Regions from separate parts of the Homo sapiens genome. Here region 2 is linked to region 1. The links are chromatin loops, found by intact Hi-C in ENCODE. Cell type or tissue: sigmoid colon. All regions are shown on one strand. Links, peaks and the distances in the headings refer to the core of each region. The heading gives the core; the rest is flanking DNA.

Region 1 (8,370 bases), core at 371-8,370:
CAGCCACCTGGGGTGGGGGACACTTGGATGTCAGGACTTGATCTTGGGTGAGGATTCTGGGACATTTATGACAGAGGCTGGTGAACAGCAGGTGGAGACAGGAGAATGGCGGTTCTTCCATTGTATATCAAAGGTTCTTCTGTGCTTGGAAAAAGCACTGGACTGGGAGCCCAGAGGCCTGGGTTCAAGTGCAGGCTCCTACTGGATCATCCTAAGGCATGTGGTTCCCTCCTCCAATGCTCAATGAAAGTAGAGCATGATCGAGGGTAGCATGCACTGTTTGCTGCCCAGGGGCAGGCCCATGCTAAATGATTTGCATAGGGCTCTCATTTAATCTTCCCCCACAGCTCTAGTACTCTGTTTGTTCTCACTCTACCAAGTCCAATTGTTTCAATAGCTCATTCAAGGGCATGCAGTTGATAGCAGAGCTGGATTCAAACCCAGAAATCAACTCAAAGGTCTGAGCCCTTGACCATACCATGTCACTGCCTTTTGCCACCAAGAGCCAGATAATCATTGATGTTTCTTCCAACACTGACATATTTTTAGGCCTTCATGATTCTTGTAGATATCTTGTAGATATCTGCTTTGCAATATGGGGAGTGAAAGGGAGTTGAGCTATGCTTTTGTAATTGGGTGTCTGAAAAGGCTGGGCCCCTATTATATATGATCATACGCTTTATTCTTCCTTTCTAAAACTTAGCATGTTTGCAATTGAATAATTAAGTGTTTATTGTTTAATGGTTATCTACCCTGCTAGACTGAGGCTCCAAAAAGATCTCATCTATTTTGCTCACTGTTATGTCCCCAGTGCAGAGAAGAGTGGATGATATGTTGTGTTCGAATTGATATCATTTGACTGTGTCCCCACACAAATCTCATCTTGAATTGTAGCTCCCACAATTCCCATGTGACATAGGAGGGACCCGGTGGGAGATAATAGAATCATGGGGGTGGTTTCCCCCATACTGTTCTCATGGTAGTGAATAAGTCTCATGAGAGCTGATGGTTTTATAAGGGGTTTTCCCTTTCACTTGGCTCTCACTCTTTCTTGCCTGCCACCATGTAAAACGTGCCTTTTGCCTTTTTCCATGATTATGAGGCCTCCCCAGCCACATGGAACTGAGAGTCCATTAAACTCCTTTTTCTTTATAAATTACCCAGTCTCAGGCATGTCTTTATCTGCAGCATGAAAATGGACTAATACATGATTGAATGAATGGATAAATGAATGAGTAAGTGAAGTAATTTGTGAATATATTAGTGAGTGAGTGAAGGAACATGTGAATAATTGGGTGAGTGAATGATTGAGTGAAGTTTGGAGTAAATGAAGGAATAAATGAGTGAATGAGTGACTGAGTGAGTGAATGAATGAATGCATGAATGAATGAGTGATTGAATGAACAAATGAGTGAGTGAGTTAATGAATGAGTGAAGCCGGGAGACCAGGCTGAACTCTGATGAACAGAAGCCCCTCAGCGATGCTACCTTGTGGCCGCCATTTCATCTGGCCTGCGCTGCTGCTTCCTGGGCAAGGAAGGGTGCAGGGAGCAGGCCCAGCGTGCAGTGTCTTTGAAAGGGCAGTGGGCACTGACAGGGGCTTCTCTGGCGCGGGGCTGAGGGGCCTTGTCCAAGGCTGACTCGGGCCCCCGCCTTCCCCCTCTGGGAGCGATGCTCGCTAGAGCTGCTTCACATGGACACGCTTGAATAGCAGCCAGGGCTGTCTGGGCATCACGTGACTACCCGGCTGCCAAGGGAGCTCGAGGCAGCCAGGGTGGGGGCGGGGGGGGGGTGTCGGGGGTCACCTCCGCAGTTAAGTAATGTACCTGGCGGAGACTATGCTTGTGGAGAACAGTTCAAGGAACAAAGCGTTCTTCATTTTTCTTTTCTTCCTTTTTTCTTGATTCTTCTTTCTTGGCAGTCTGGATTCAGAATGTTTTCATGCCGGGTGGCCAAGGTGAGGGAGCGTTTTCAGGCGAGGAAGGGCAAGTTTGTTTTTTGATCTGCAGGGCTGGGTGTGCCGTCTCATGGCTGAGAGCTGAAAGGCTAGACCAGAGTTCCCCAGTTCAAATTGCAGCTTCTGATCCTGGCACTGAGGATGACCTTGAGCTACTTAATCAAGTCTTGGGAGCTTCACTTTCCTTATCTGTTAAGAGAAAGGGATCATAGTATCTAGCCCAAGAGATTAGTTTGAGGATTCAAAGAGACAATGGGTGTAAAAGACTCAGCACATTGAGTTCAGTTAATGCAGTGAATATTAACAACGACAACAACAATAATATTATTAATTGCGGGAACAGAAAACTAGTCCTGAGGTTTCTTTGTGCCAGAGGTGGATACAAATTAGTTAGGAGAGCAAGCATTTTTGCCACTAGATTTCCAGACATGAGGGCAAAGAGAAACTAGTTGAGGGAGACCCCCCCCCCGTGGAGTCTTTGCAATTTTCCATCAATTGTCTGAGCCTAAAATGTTCCTAGAGTTCATAGGGTCTAAGTACCTGGAGATGCTGAGGCCCAGAGAGGGAAGGGACTTACCCCAGGTCACACAGTAGCAGATGGTTAGAGCCCAGACGTTCTTATCATGCTTGAATTAATCATTGTGGTCTAGCTTTTCTAACACAACAGCAGACTATGCCCCCAGCAAGGATGAGTCACTGATTGGCTGTGCTCAAGCCTGACCTGGGCTCAGAGCCAAGCCTGATGGAGATGAGGGATACTGGTGTGAACACTTCCTTCTGCCTACCCAGCATGTCACTTTCCCAAAGCAGGTAACTACCCATTCAGGTGTTCTGGTCCTCGTTCCTGCAAGGGTGAGTACTGGCATTTTGGCCTGCAGTTTAGAAGTGAGTGTCCCAAAGGTGAACTGATGAACCCAGGATCATACGACTCATAAGTGTGTGGACAGATGGGTGGATGGAGCTGGGTTAATTGAATGCCACTTTGTCCCAGACATATTGAGGCACATCATAAAAGTGCCACCAGCCAGAAAGACCATTCTCTAACCCAGAGACCTCTGAGAACTCATATTTTGACATTTGGCTTTATCTAACATTGAGTTGCATCATGACCTTAAGCAAGTTACTTCTGCTTTTTGGGCCTCAGTGTCCTCATCTGTCAAATGGAAGTACCATAGCATCTACCTCTCTGGGGATGATTGTGCAGACTGAGTCTGTTAATGTAAAGTTCTTTGAATAGAGTCTGATGTGCATTAACTGCTCAGTAAATGTTGGCTGCCAACTAACCCAGAGGTCACGGTTCCTGGAAAGGTGGCAAGACAGCACCCTGCAGAGGGCTGGGGCTTTGGAAGGTAAGGTACATGACCCTCAGCTGTGGACTCCCTATGTGTGTGACCATTCTCTGTTACGAGGCATGCATGGAGGCACACAGCGAACATGCACTATGCCTTCATCCAAAGGAGAAAACAAGTCAGAAGCTTCTAAGAATTTTGGTTCCATGCCCAGTAAGAAGGGCCTGTGCTGTGCCAAGCTCCCAGGCTTGGGATCATGAGCACATGCCAGCCCTTCTCTTTTTGGGTCCACTTGAAAATGATCAGAGCTGTCTGAGGGACTCTTGCAGAAACGGAGGCCAACTCCTTGCCTGTCAAGGGAAGCCTTGGGAAAAGAGGGATCCTTTCCATCTCTCTGCGCCCAGAAGAAGCATGGGTTCTGGTAGGAAGGACAGATGTACTTGATTGGAATCCCATCTCAGACACTGACCAGCTGTGTGACCTCAGGAAAGTCACTTTCCCTCCCTGACCCGCAGTTTTTGCATCTGTACAATGGGGTTACTTTGAGAATTTAGTAAGAAAGTCTTTGTGGGAGTGGGCCCCACTTTGCTTGTGGCAGAAACCTTAATGCCAAGCACAAGCTTAACCCATAAAGGGCATTTAACAAGAATGTGGCAAATGGGTGATGATCAACAGCTGAACAGGAGCCAGGGGGTATTCTAAACATTTCCTGACATCAGTTCATTTAGTTCTCACAGTGAGAGAGACTATAATGACCCCTATTTCACAAGTGAGCAAACTGAGGCTTGGGGAAAAAAGCTGAATCCCACGTCCAAGGTCACTTAGCTAGTAAGTGACAGAGCCAGGATTTGAACCCAGGCAATTTGAAACTAGAGCTTAAGCTTATAGCCACTAGGATGCAGCAGATGCAGAAAGAAGATAGAAAAGAGATGCAAAACGGACATCACCTAGACTAGCATATACATGGAATGATCAATAAGTATCTGTAAAATCAATGCATTAATTAAAAGCAAAAAAAGCACACAACAATTGCTTTATTTTCCCACTCTGCAGGGTCTCAGAGATACAGAATTGCACAGAGAGAGTCCCAGTCCACAGAGAAGGTGAAAACATAAATGATCTCGAGTGTTGCTGACTCTCACATCCAACAGAGCATCCAACAGAGGCTCACACAGGTGGCCATCTGACCAAAGCCAGCCCTCTGTAAGTTGACTTAGCCTATGTAGCATTTTAAAAAATATCTTCATTGGTCTCTGAAATTTAAAAGTTGAGATATTTCACATTAAAAAAAAAAAACAAAAAAAAACACAAGATTGCTGGTGTAGAAGAGAAAAGTGTCCTTCATTTTGCCATGTGCTGGCCTCACTTTTTATTGTACATTTCTGGCCAGTCTCCTGGGGGGCACTTGAGTTTGCAACTCCCATGTGTACAGGGCTCTGGGGTTCGGGAGGGAGAAACATAAGCATGTAGGCCAAAGACTCAGTGAAAGCCCCAGTTTTGGGAGGATTTTCTGGTCTTGCTTGGAGAAAGATGACTCACGAGGCCAGCATGTGTCTCTTGCCGAGCCAGGTTTCCTTTCCTACTTTGTTTTTATAAAGCAGAAATAGAAGTTTCCATAACGTGGTGCAACTCCACCCAGCAGGCCTTGGGAAGCCGCTGCTATCTGTGAGCGTCCAAGGGAGAGCTTTGGTTGGGAGCCTGCTATTGCTCATGGAGCTGTGAGCACAGCGGGACAGCATGTGCTCGTCTCCACTGTTGGCTCTGCCTGAAGATGGGGACTCCGTACTGCGTTCCTCCTTGGGTGAGACTGTCAAAGAGCTGGGTCCCTCAGGCCACAAAAGAGTGGGGTAGGAGAATCAGAGACTTAGTCCAGGTTCTACAACTAACCAATCCATCTATTTATCATCCATCCATCCATCCATCCATCCATCATCCATCCATACATCATACATCCATCTATCCATCCATCCATCTATCCATCCATCCATTCATCCATCCATCCATCCATCCATCCATCCATCCATCCTTTTATCCATCCATCCATCCATCCATCCATCCATCCATCCTTTTATCCATCCATCTAAGGACTGTTTATTGAGCACCTACCATGTTTCAGACACCCCATGCTATACTTTGAAGAGACAGAAATAAAATAGACACAGACTGCACTATCCTCATAAAGTCTACAGTCAGGTGGGAAAGGCAGATATCAAAAATGTAGTAATAGATGAAGATTTGGGAGCAACCAAAACGTCCATTGATAGATTGGTTAAATGCAATTTGGCTTATTCTAGCATGAGATACCATGTGGCCCTTAAATGAAGCAGATCCCTATATGGTGACAGAACAACACCTAAGTGACAAAAGTGAAGGCACAGGCAATGACTGCACTTCATGTCCATTTCTACAAAACAAGAGCCTTGGATAGGCTTTGATATATTGGTTCTTGTAGAGAAGGTCTCTGGAAGGATCTGCAGGAAATTGGGAAAAGTTGGTGTCTAGTGAGAAAGCTGGGGTACTAGGGTTCAAAGAGGTGAGAGAGTTTTTGTGCTGCTTGAATGTTTTATTTTGAATGTTTTATTTTTTGAATGTGTAATGTTTTGTCAATAATATGGCAAGGAAATTTTAGAGATGTTGGTCAAAGAATACAAAATTTCAGTTAGACAGGAGGAATAAATTCGAGGCATCTGTTGTACAGCATGGGTGACTATAGTTAATGACAATATATTGTGTACTTGAAAATTGCTAAGAAAATAGATTTGAAGTGTTCTCACTACAAATAAATGTTAAGTATGTGCAGTAATACATATGCTAATTAGCTTGGTATGGCCATTCCATAGGGTATACGTATTTCAAAATACCGTGCTATATACCATAAATGTGTATAATTTTTATTTGTCAAATAAAAAATAAGAAGATAAAGGTAGATAGATGAGAGAGAGAGAAAGAAGGAGAATAGAGAAAGATAGATATAAAGTATAAAGTGTGAGGATAAAAGAAAAAGAAAAAGCCTTTACGAGAAGTTGGGAGAGTGTTTTAAAAAGGAAATCCAGGGTGTCTTAGACATTCAGAGGAAGCTTCCCTAAAAACGCATTATTCCAGGCACTGGGAGGAGCAATAGGACCTTAGCCCCTTCCCTCCCCTTTGTGGACCTAAAGCGTTACATCTGTAAAATGGAAAGAAGGCACCTCCCAGCCCAAGACCTCAGAAACTCTAGGAAGCAGAGTTCAAATCCAGGCTGCCTTCACCACCTCACCCCAGGGCAAACTGCTTCCCCAGGGCTCCCTCTACCTTTTCCCCTCCTGTTTCCCCTTCCTGATTTGGTAGACAGACCTGATCAACACTGTGATGATCAAGAAAAAAGAAAGAAAGACAATTTGATGTATACCAAAGCTCATGGACATTAAACTCCTAAGATATGCTATGTATCTCTCTGGGGGAGGGTGAGCACCTGCACCTTTATCTCCATAACCACCAAATGAATTATGGAGGCCAAAAAGGTGAACCTATCTGTGTGGATGGCTGCCAGCTGCTGTGTTATACTAGTGTGTTATAATAATAGTAGTGGATATTTCATGAGTGCTAACTCTGCACCAAGTACTTAGCCTGTAAGATCTCACTCATTCTAAAGGCAAGTCTAGGAGAGAGGCTATTGAACCCTATGTTGAGATGAAGTATCTGGGGCTCAGAGAAATTGAGTTACTTATTCAAGTTTGCACAGCTACTAAGTGCTGCAGTGAGAACCTGAAACCAGGTTATTTTGACCCCACTTTTTGTTCTCTTAACCACCAACCTACTTTGCTGCCCATCACACAGGGAGCTCTACCTCCCCATTCATCCAGGCCAGCGAAGGCTTCCTGGAAGAAGTGTCATTTAGGTTGTGACTGGGAGAACCAGAAGGCTTTCAGTCTTCACTGTAAGAAAGATTAGCCATTTTCCACAAGGAGGTTTTCTTCAAAATAAAAGGCCCTGGAGACATTAAAAGGAAACTCATAAAAAATTCATCTCTGAGTAGTAATTGCATCATAAAAAGTATTGAGTTGGTGTGCAGATGCAAATTGGGCCGTATGAATTAATGATGTAAACAGTTGGAATGAGGGTGCACATTCAGAAAATGTCCTACACCGTCTTCTTCAGTGTGTGAGGCGAAGTTGGGCCAGGTGGCACTGTGCCCTGAGGTTTAAGGGACATTTTTGGACTGCCGATGACCATGTTTTCAGATCTCCAAATCCTGCTCAGTGTTACTTCTATAGAACCTCCTGGATACATGGCTAGGCTCACAGTTTTCTCTAAATCCACACTCTCTGAGCACCTACTGTGTGCTGGAGCTGTTCTGAGGATGGTGCCCTGCCACCCCTCCATCCTCCCTGCCCCCTCCCTGCTCACCTCATGTGAATTTACTGATCCCAGGAGAATGAAGATGGATGTTCATGAACTTGCATGTCCACATTTTTTATGCATGCCTTTCTTGGTTTGTTGGCTGAAACATTCAACAAACATATTGAGCACCTACTACGTGCTGGGCGGGGCCTGACCTCAGCTCTCAGAGCTGGTCTTGGGGCAACAGGGAAAACACCCAAGTTGGGAGGAGGCCGAGAGTGACTTGTTGGTGGAGAGGACTCTAAGGTGAGACTCCAGAGATGGGGAGTGGGCCAGGCACAGATAGTGGTGGGGAGCAGCTCCACATAGAGGCAACCTGGACACTTATGAAACCGTGAAATGAAAGTGGAAGCTGAAATTGATGGAGATGAGCCTGGGGATGTAGAACACTCTGGAGGATCTTGTGCATCTGCCTAAGGACCTGGGGCATGGCCCTAACTTGGAGGAAAAGCAGCTTTTACTTTTCCCCCAAAGTCTGATTCTTTGTCGTGCAAGAGGTGGAAGCTGCAGTATGTTGATCTCATCGAAGTCCAGAGGAGGATCCACATAACATTTCTGCAATTTTTAAACCGGGTTCCATGGAACCCTGAGGCTCTGTGCCCATGTTTTCTGTAGCTCCATGGTGGGAAGTAGGTAAGAGAAGATTCAAGTGGGAAATATTCTGGAATCTCCCTCTGCTTTAACCAGATCAGCTCCACTTTTTTTTTTTTTTTTTTTTTTTTTTTGAGGTAGAGTCTCTCTCTG
Region 2 (8,431 bases), core at 262-8,261, 120 kb after region 1:
TCATAAAAACACAAAATAAGCTCTAATTAACTGTTAATTAGAGAGAATTAGGGAGAACAGCCTGGACAATGGCATGGAGAGGGGAAGGACTCATTGAGACTAGCTGTTGTATTGCTGAAGAGTTAAGCCTTTATTTTATAGATGTCAGGGATACAGGGAAGAGGTAAAACCTAGGGATATGGTTCCTGGTCTTTGGACTAGCTGAAAGCATTTGGGACACATAGAACTTCATATACAGCAGCTCATTCTCTTTCTTGAGAATCTATCCAGAATCATGTTGCAGGAAACATCAAGCCATCAAGGGGAGGAAAGATGGAGCAAGAAACTTGGGGGAAGCAGAAGACAGTCCAGTACACAGTAAGGAATGGCATGGAGTAAGAGATTCGGAACCAGGACTCTGAAAAGTTAGGTAATTTTGCAGTTCCTCCTTTGCATGGGTTTGGCACAGAACCAGGCAATGGTGACTTAAAAGTCATTTAGATCTAGATCATAAGTTTCCATTGAAACAGCCTCCAGAGTGCAGGGGACTGGATCAATGGGGGATTGAGCTGGGGGAAGGGGAAAATGGGAAGCCAAAAGCGGAGAAATTCAGAGAATCCCCTGCAGTAACACTGAAGTATCTGCAGACAGCAGGGTGTATAATGATGCATGATAAATAGCTGTTTCCTTTCCGAGGCCCCAGAAACTCATATTCTGGAATCTACCCCCTCCTAGGCTCGCGTGCATCACCAGTGCACATATCTTGCACATCCAGAAGACCATAGAGTTTGGGGAGGTGGGATCATCTAGAAGGATGGAGAGAGAAAATAGGGTTGGACAGAGCCTCCCTCCCACCAATTTACAGAGGAAGAAACTATAGTCCAGACTGAGCCATGACTGGCCAAAGATCACACACCCAGGTGTTCCCCCTCCAGCCTACTGATCCTCCATTCCACAGGTTAATTCCTTTCTTCCTGTATTTCCATTTTAGCAACTCCAAGATGGCAGGTTTAACAGGTAATTCCGCTTAGAAACTGAACTAGAAAAGGAGGGGACATCTTAAGCCATCATTATAATAGCACAATCAGCTGCTCTATTTGCAGGGACAGATCATAATAAGATAAATATGAGGTGAGCAAAGGAAAACCGTTTTTCCTTGAGACCTGATTGTGTCAGTACTTAGCAGAGAGGCAGTTACAAGGCCATGCATGGATTACAGGCAGAGAATAAATCCCATGCCAACAGACAGTGGTACACACCCCAGGCTTAAAGATATGGAGGGCAACCCCATTCCTCTGAAACTCAGGTCAGATCCATGGTAGAGGTTTGCCTTTCTTGGATCATGCCAACCATCTTGGGCAGCACTGTCTACTTCTACCACCCACCACCGGCTGCCCCCCCAGATCCCTCTCAACCTTCAAGACCACCTCAAAGTGTCAAAGCCAGAGACATGAGCATCCAAGTCCTGATTCTGTTCCTCCTCACTCAGGTAGCTCTGAAAGGGTGAATTAAGCCTTTAGTGTGGCTTCAGTCTTGACTTTTAACCACCTGGTTCTCAGTTTCCTCATCCTTAAAATGGCCATAGCAACTGTCGTAGGTGCCTAGAGGCAGTGGCTGCACCAGATAAAACTGGAGGTCTCTTTGAAGATCTGGGATGTCTTTTCTCAATTTAACTCACCTTTGAGTCTCAGCTCCCAATATAAGCAAACATATTTCCCTGAAGACAATACAATCAGATTTGACTTCAAATTATCTGAGGTCCACCACTTCCAAGCTGTGGGATCCTGGATAAATTTCTGAGTCTGTCCAATTTCATGTCTCCAACTATGGATTAGGTACAATAGAAGATACTGTCTTGAGTTGTGTTTCCTAAGGAGAACCTAAGTCTGGAACTGGGGCCAGAGTGAGGACAGGAGAAGAGGGTGTGTATGGCGCATCTTGTTTAGATGGCAAGTGAGGTGCACAGGGTACAAAATTTAAAGAAACCCTCACTCTCCGGCACATACAGGTGCAAAGCCAACCCCTGAAAGTAGAAGCCTCCTTACATTTTGTGCCCTGAGTGCCTCTTCTGCCTCACCCTAGTCCTGTCCCTGAGGCTCTGGTGACTCTTATGCAAGAGATTTCTTTTGGGAGAGCTCTCAGGAGAAAAACTTGTAAAGATGAGGGGAACTGAACAGAGAAGGGGAAGAAGCCAGGCAAAGTAGTGGTTTCAATTCAGTGCTCACCTCTGCCTGATTCCTGGGAGCTGTGGACCATGAATGACACCAAAATATTGCCCTCCAGGAAGACAGGGGAGCTCCTATATTAGTCACTGACTACAGACAATCCCTGAGTGTGCCTAACTTCTCAGGCATTTCTGAGCAAGGTAGTTCTAGAGCCAATCTTGGGAAGCAGGGAGAGGAGTCAGCAACCAACACTCATAGTAGCTCAGGGCTGGGTGCACCGACCAGGCAAAGAGGATTTGAACAGGGACCAACAATGTCTGCTGTGAGTGCCATCTCCAGAGGGTGGCTGGGAGGTTAAGGAAGGGGATGGGGACATGGCACATCTTGTTTAGATGGTGCCTAGCAGACTCTCAACTAAGGGTAGTTAATATTACCCTAGACAAAACAGCAGGCTCCATGGAAGCAGACTTCATCCCAGTCTCTGCCAATCTATTCCCAGTTGTTAGTTTAGTGTTGGTCCTATAGTAAGTTCTCATTTGTTCACCAAATGAATGAATTATTGTTACCGGTATCCATTATTACCATAATTACCACTATGTTGGCTGAATATGACCATACTAATACATGACAAATAGATTAGACCACTCGTTCCAAACTTGAGGTGAGAAGATGTTTCCAAAGGAAATAATCTTAAATTTTATTTTGGTTTTTGTTATTTTCTTTTTGAATTTCCAGCTGATGAGTGCTCAAGGCAGCTTCTTAGCCTCCAAAGCCCTGGGATAAGAAGCCTACTCTGTGACCTGCTCTGCTATGCTGTCTTGAGGTCTCTGGCTCTCCATAGACCCTTGGCCTTTTCAGATCTTTCCCATTAGCTATCTCCAAGCCAGACTCCTATGCAGGTCATCATGCTCTTTCTCTAGGACATGGCTGTCCATGGCTCTCAAATTCTGGGCTGAGCCTCATGACCTTTGTCAAATTCCCTCACAGATGTGCTGGGATAAAATGAACCAATTAACCCCAATACACTTGCTTTTTTTTTTTTTTTTTAGACGGAGTCTCATTCTGTTGCCCAGGCTGGAGTGCAGTGGTGTGATCTCGACTCACTGCAACCTCTGCCTACTGGGTTCAAGCGATTCTTCTGCCTCAGTCTCCCAAGTAGCTGGGCTTAACAGGCGCCTGCCACCACGCCCAGCTAATTTTTTGTATTTTTAGTAGAGACAGGGTTTCACCATGTTGGCCAGGCTGGTCTTGAACTCCTGACCTCAAGTGATCCACCCACCTTGGCCTCCCAAAATGCTGGGATTACAGGCCTGAGCCACCGCACCCGGCCAGCTCTCCTTTCAAATGTCATCTCTTCCAGGTAGACCTCCCTGATCTCCACCTAAGCTGCTACAGGCCCTCACTGTTCTCTGCCCTCTTCCTTAATGCACATTTTGCAGTTACATGTATCCAATTGGCATGATGGCTTACTTAGGTCTATGAGTTCCATGAGGGCAGGGCTGTGTCTGGCTATTCACTCCTTTACCCCTAGTGCCTGGCACTGAGTAGGTGCCCAGTAAACATGTAATGAATTTAGAATTGGCTCTCCTGCAACTCACTTAAAGTAGGTACCCTAGGTATCTTATTCCTCAGCCTTGTTCAGTGGGTTCTGGTCATCATAATTGCAAACAGATGCCATCCCCCACCTCCCACCATCCTCCTTTACCCTGCCTTCAGTTGTCTGCCTGCTTAGATGCTATATATTTTCAAGGCATTACCCTGTGTGATATGCATTCACACCACCCTCCGGCAGCTTAATCTTCCCCTCCCCAGTGTCCATTGGCATAATCAACCGGGGGCCTGCCCAGAACCTGCCAAGCTTATATTAATGTTGGCTCAGAGAGAGATTTATTCCTTCCCGGCATAGCTCGGGCTGGTCCTGGCTCAGCTAGGACTCCCCCACCCTTATACCCCTAACTGCACGCACATACACACACACACACACCAGCTCCATGTGGAGCCAGTTCTGTTTAGTGTTTGGGAGGAGAAGCTCCTTGGCCTCTGCCAAATATAGTCAATCACCCCCAGAGACTTTCAGAGCCTCTGCATCTTTGTTGGGGCTGGAAACTTGTTTCTTACTCTGCAAGGGCCACGAGCACATCGTGAATGTGATCTCACTTGGACATTTAAGTGCCAACCCTGGGATCAGACAGCTGTGTGATTTGAGTGAGTAATTTACCTCTCTGATAATCAGTTTGCTCATTCATAAAATGGAGATAATATTAGTGGGATAACATTAAGAGCTCGCGCTCCCGTAAAAGGTATTGTTTAAAAAGGAGAAACAAAACAGCCGCCGTCCTTGGAAGTGGGAGAGGCATAAGACAGAATGTCTACTCCCACCTCAGCCAGAGGTGGAGTCAGTCTTAGCCTCTGACCCCTGCTAGCTCCAATCACACAAACACTGCAGGGAGAAAGAGAAGAGCATCTGCCCTGGAGTCAGGCTGCCACCCTGTTCACCTGCTTCTGTCCTTGCCACCTGTCTCTGAGCTCCGGTCACGCAGAACTCATTGATCCCAGGACACACCTCCTTAGTACATGCTGTGTCCTCTGCCTGGATTTCCCTTCCACCTATTATCTGCCCAGATATAAAACCACCACTTATTGAAATCTTCCCTGCTCCCACCTCTTCTTTCTCAGCTCCAAGTAGAGATCATTTCCTGGGTTACCACACAACCTCATAAAAAGTTCTATTTGAACACTTTCTGTACTTACACCACCAGGATGTGATGTGGCTCTTCCACCAAATGGTGAATGCCTTGAGGACAGGAGTCTTGTCTATCTTCGATTCCCTAATGCTTAACCTAGTGTCCAGCACGTGGTAGGAAACTTAATCCATGATTGAATAAATTGTCCTCTGTGCCCCCAGTGTTTAACTCCAAGACTAGGACATACTAATTACCTAATGAATGTTTGTGAAAATGACCAATTAATTGCTATTTATCTGTCTCCATAGCCCCAGAGCCTAGAACAATAAGTGTTTGAATGAATGAGCTGTGCTCCACATTCCGGGCACTCAGTATGCTGCCTGGACCACAGTAGGTGCCAAGGAAAGGTTTGCATGTATGTTTACATTCCCGGCACCTGGTATAGAGTGTAGCTGACTACTGCAACTGACAATACCCATGCCCCTTCAGCCCAAAAAGCACAGGTTTATCTTATTTACCTGATGATGCAATGCAGGTTCAGGGCAGCAGAGGATCAGGAGTGAGAGAGAAGCTCTGTTCCACTTGTTCATTCAAGAACCCAGGCTCCTGATGATCCTGCAAGTTTCGACAAGTGGCCTTCTAGGGTCACACTGGGTGCTGAAGCCCAGCTGGCAGGTTGGAGAAAGAGTAGGATGATTTTGTGGCTAAGCCAGGGACTAGCCCACATCACTTCTGCTCAAGTTTCTTTGGTTAGAATTCAGTCACATGGCCAGACCTCACTGCAGGGAAGGCTGGGAGATGTAGCTTAAACTGTGTGCTCAGGAAAAAAAAGAAATTGATTTGATGAGCAGTGAGTAGTCCTACAAACTTGTCAATTATCCGTAAGTATTTGAGGAATAATAGGAATAATGAGTTTTTCCTTATCTGGATGCTAGCACAATGTTTGCACATAGTATATGCTCACTGAATAGTTGAAATAATCCATCTCTGTATCCTTGAAAGCCTTACATATTTTCTGGCATGGAGGTGGTACTCAGTAAATGAGTAGATAAAAGGAAGGAAGGAAGGAAGGGAGAGAGGGAGGAAGAAAGAAAGGATGGATTTAATAGTTTCATAACAGATGGGTGGATGATGGATACATGAATGGATGAATGGATGAAAGAAAGGAAGGATGGGCGGGATAAAGGAAGGAAGGAGGAGGGGAATTAAAAATGAAATGAAGTATTTCAGAGTGGATGGATAATGGATAGATGAATGGATGAAAGAAAGGGTGGGTGGGAGAAAGGAAGGAAGAAAGGGAAGGAGGGAGGAAGGAAGGATATGTATAAAATTTCAGATCCTAATATAGTTCTTCGCACATATTAACCGTTTGGGAAATTGTTACCTTCGTAAACTAGCGTAATGGGTTAGCCCTGCCGACTCAGATTTTCCCATTAACCTGATAATGGGTCCCATGGGATCTGCCCTTGGTCCTGATCCCTTGGTCCACACCAGCCCCACACCTCATTATACTCTACATAGGGACCTGGCCACCTTCCAGCTTCCAAGTAGGAAGGAGGTTACCTCCCGGTTTCCTGGATGTGGTGGCTAAAGCTCCAGTGGGAGCTGTGGAAGGCAGGGGGTGGGGAGACAGAGCAGGGTTTTCTATTCAAGGTCTGCTCCCTGCTTGAGTGATCAACATCATTTCCATACTATAATTACATTGCCCAATCCTCTCCTGATTTTACTGCTATCTTGTAAGCCATCCCGGTTGTGAGTAATTTAAAGCTATATGAGATGTCAGACTCCGTGAAACAATCACCCCTCAAAGAAATATGGCCCTAGATCATAATTGATAAGTCCCATTAGGCAATGGGGCCTCTTATTTCCTATTTGGTCTCTTCTGAGATGGCCTTGTTGATTTGTCTAATGCAGACTCTGTCCCCAGCATTGTCAAGGAAGAAAGATTCCTCCAGCTTTTGGGGATGAGGGCTCAGGGGCCCCAAGCCTCGGAGTAGATGGAGGATGGGATTGAGGTAGGGTAGGTGGCTAGACCAGATACCTCCTGGCTGATTATTCCCTATGGTCTGCCTGATTTTTCTTGCCCAGAGAACTCCTACAAAGAGAATCTGCTACTACTGGGGATCAATAGGATCTGTTCTTGTGAAACCTGGTTAGGATAAAAGGAAAAGGGGGAGCATCTGGCTTTGAGCTCAGAGGTGCTCCCAAGGGGATGTCCCAGAACTCTGCAGATGGCCCAGGAGGGGCACATATCTTTGCAAAGCCTACTGCTCCATCAATCCTAATATCCTCATTCTCCAGCCTCTAACCTCTCAGCCTGGAGCTTCAGCTGAGCTAGAGTGTGATGAAATAATTGTGGCTATCTTGTGCTCTTGTAAAATTTAGAATTGGTTTGCTCAGACATCTCCCCAACTCTGTTTCTTCCCTTCACTCGTATTTTCTAAGTTTAGGGGTCAGAGAGGAAAGACTTCTCCTGTTGAAGAGGAAAGCATGCTGGAGTAAAGAGGAAAGAGCACTAAACTGGGAGTCAGTCAATGGGATTCCAGTCCCTACCCTGAAGCCAACTTTCTGAGCTGCTATGAGCAAGTCTCTTCCCCTCTCTGGGCCTGGATCTCCTCGCCTTAAGATAAGGAGTTAGCCTAGAACACATTAAAATTAGTTGCCAGGATTTAAAACCAAGAGATCTCACATAAAAGAGGCGTATAGCTCCTCCTATAAATTATGATTAAAATCGCCAGTCTCACATTCCACCTGGCCTCAAACAGCTGAAACTGGGTGGTGGCTTCCCTTTTTAGGTGGAGCCTGTACTCTCAACTTAACCACAATCCCCACCACTCCCTATTGCCTTATAACTTGCTTATGTTATCAACTGGCCTTTGTAAGCTTATGATTGTAATTTCTAGATATCTACTCCCTACTCCAGCTTTATTAGCTCACAATAAACTCACTCTCACAAAGGAGCCAATGGCTGATAACCATCACCTGTTAGACTCCTTGCCAACACTAATTAACCCTGAGCGGTGCCAATTCAGCACCCTGGACAGACCACTGAAAGCATTATTGGAGGCAAGTGAGTCCTCCCAGAGCCTACCAAATCTCACCTTGTAGGCAGCCACCCCCTTGCCTAGACTGAGAATATGCTGATACCTGGTTCCCTGGAACTTCATCTTGTGGTTACTACCCACCCCCAAATGTCCGCAGCTTCTGCTATCTGCCTGATTGTTTGTAATTCTGTCATTCTTTGTGATCGGGTTGGGAAGGTGGGGATACCGGGATGAGGTGGGTGATCCTTCTCTGGCAAGATATGTCAAAACTGCCTGTCTATCTTTTGGGTACAACTGCTGTTTCCCAAACGTCATCATCCATGTTGCTGTAAAGAATGACGGATCTGATATCATATGTTACCACTGTGCACTTTCGTTTTTGATATCTGTTTTTCCTTCCAAAATTTGCTGAGTGATTGATAGGCTGGGGTTGCTTTTTTGAGATGCATCATAAGGCCTCCTTCATGAACAACTTGGCCAGGCAACGTGGATTGGAGATAAGGGAAAATTGTCAAGTACCTCCAAGCTGTTTCGTGCTGGCGTCTCTTTGCAAGTTCCC

The links. A loop is a pair of places that touch in the nucleus more often than their neighbours do. Peaks named below come from ENCODE experiments on the same cell type or tissue, not always from the same donor. Only the 100,000 strongest peaks of a DNase experiment are listed, where the experiment ranks them.
Region 2: a loop joins it to region 1, with 3 times the contacts of the local background. A loop is called at or near these places in 2 of 110 quality-filtered maps.

Annotation. Positions count from the first base shown.
Region 1 is chr22:27,102,291-27,110,660 of GRCh38, reverse strand. No RefSeq gene overlaps it. Among named protein-coding and RNA genes, the nearest start is that of LINC01638, 120 kb to the left of the region's middle. In sigmoid colon, for the core only: no CTCF peak of the experiment used is centred there; DNase peaks (open chromatin) are centred at 1,750, 2,660, 3,531 and 4,900; H3K27ac peaks cover 191 bases.
Region 2 is chr22:26,977,380-26,985,810 of GRCh38, reverse strand. No RefSeq gene overlaps it. Among named protein-coding and RNA genes, the nearest start is that of LINC01422, 78 kb to the right of the region's middle. In sigmoid colon, for the core only: no CTCF peak of the experiment used is centred there; DNase peaks (open chromatin) are centred at 4,080 and 4,520.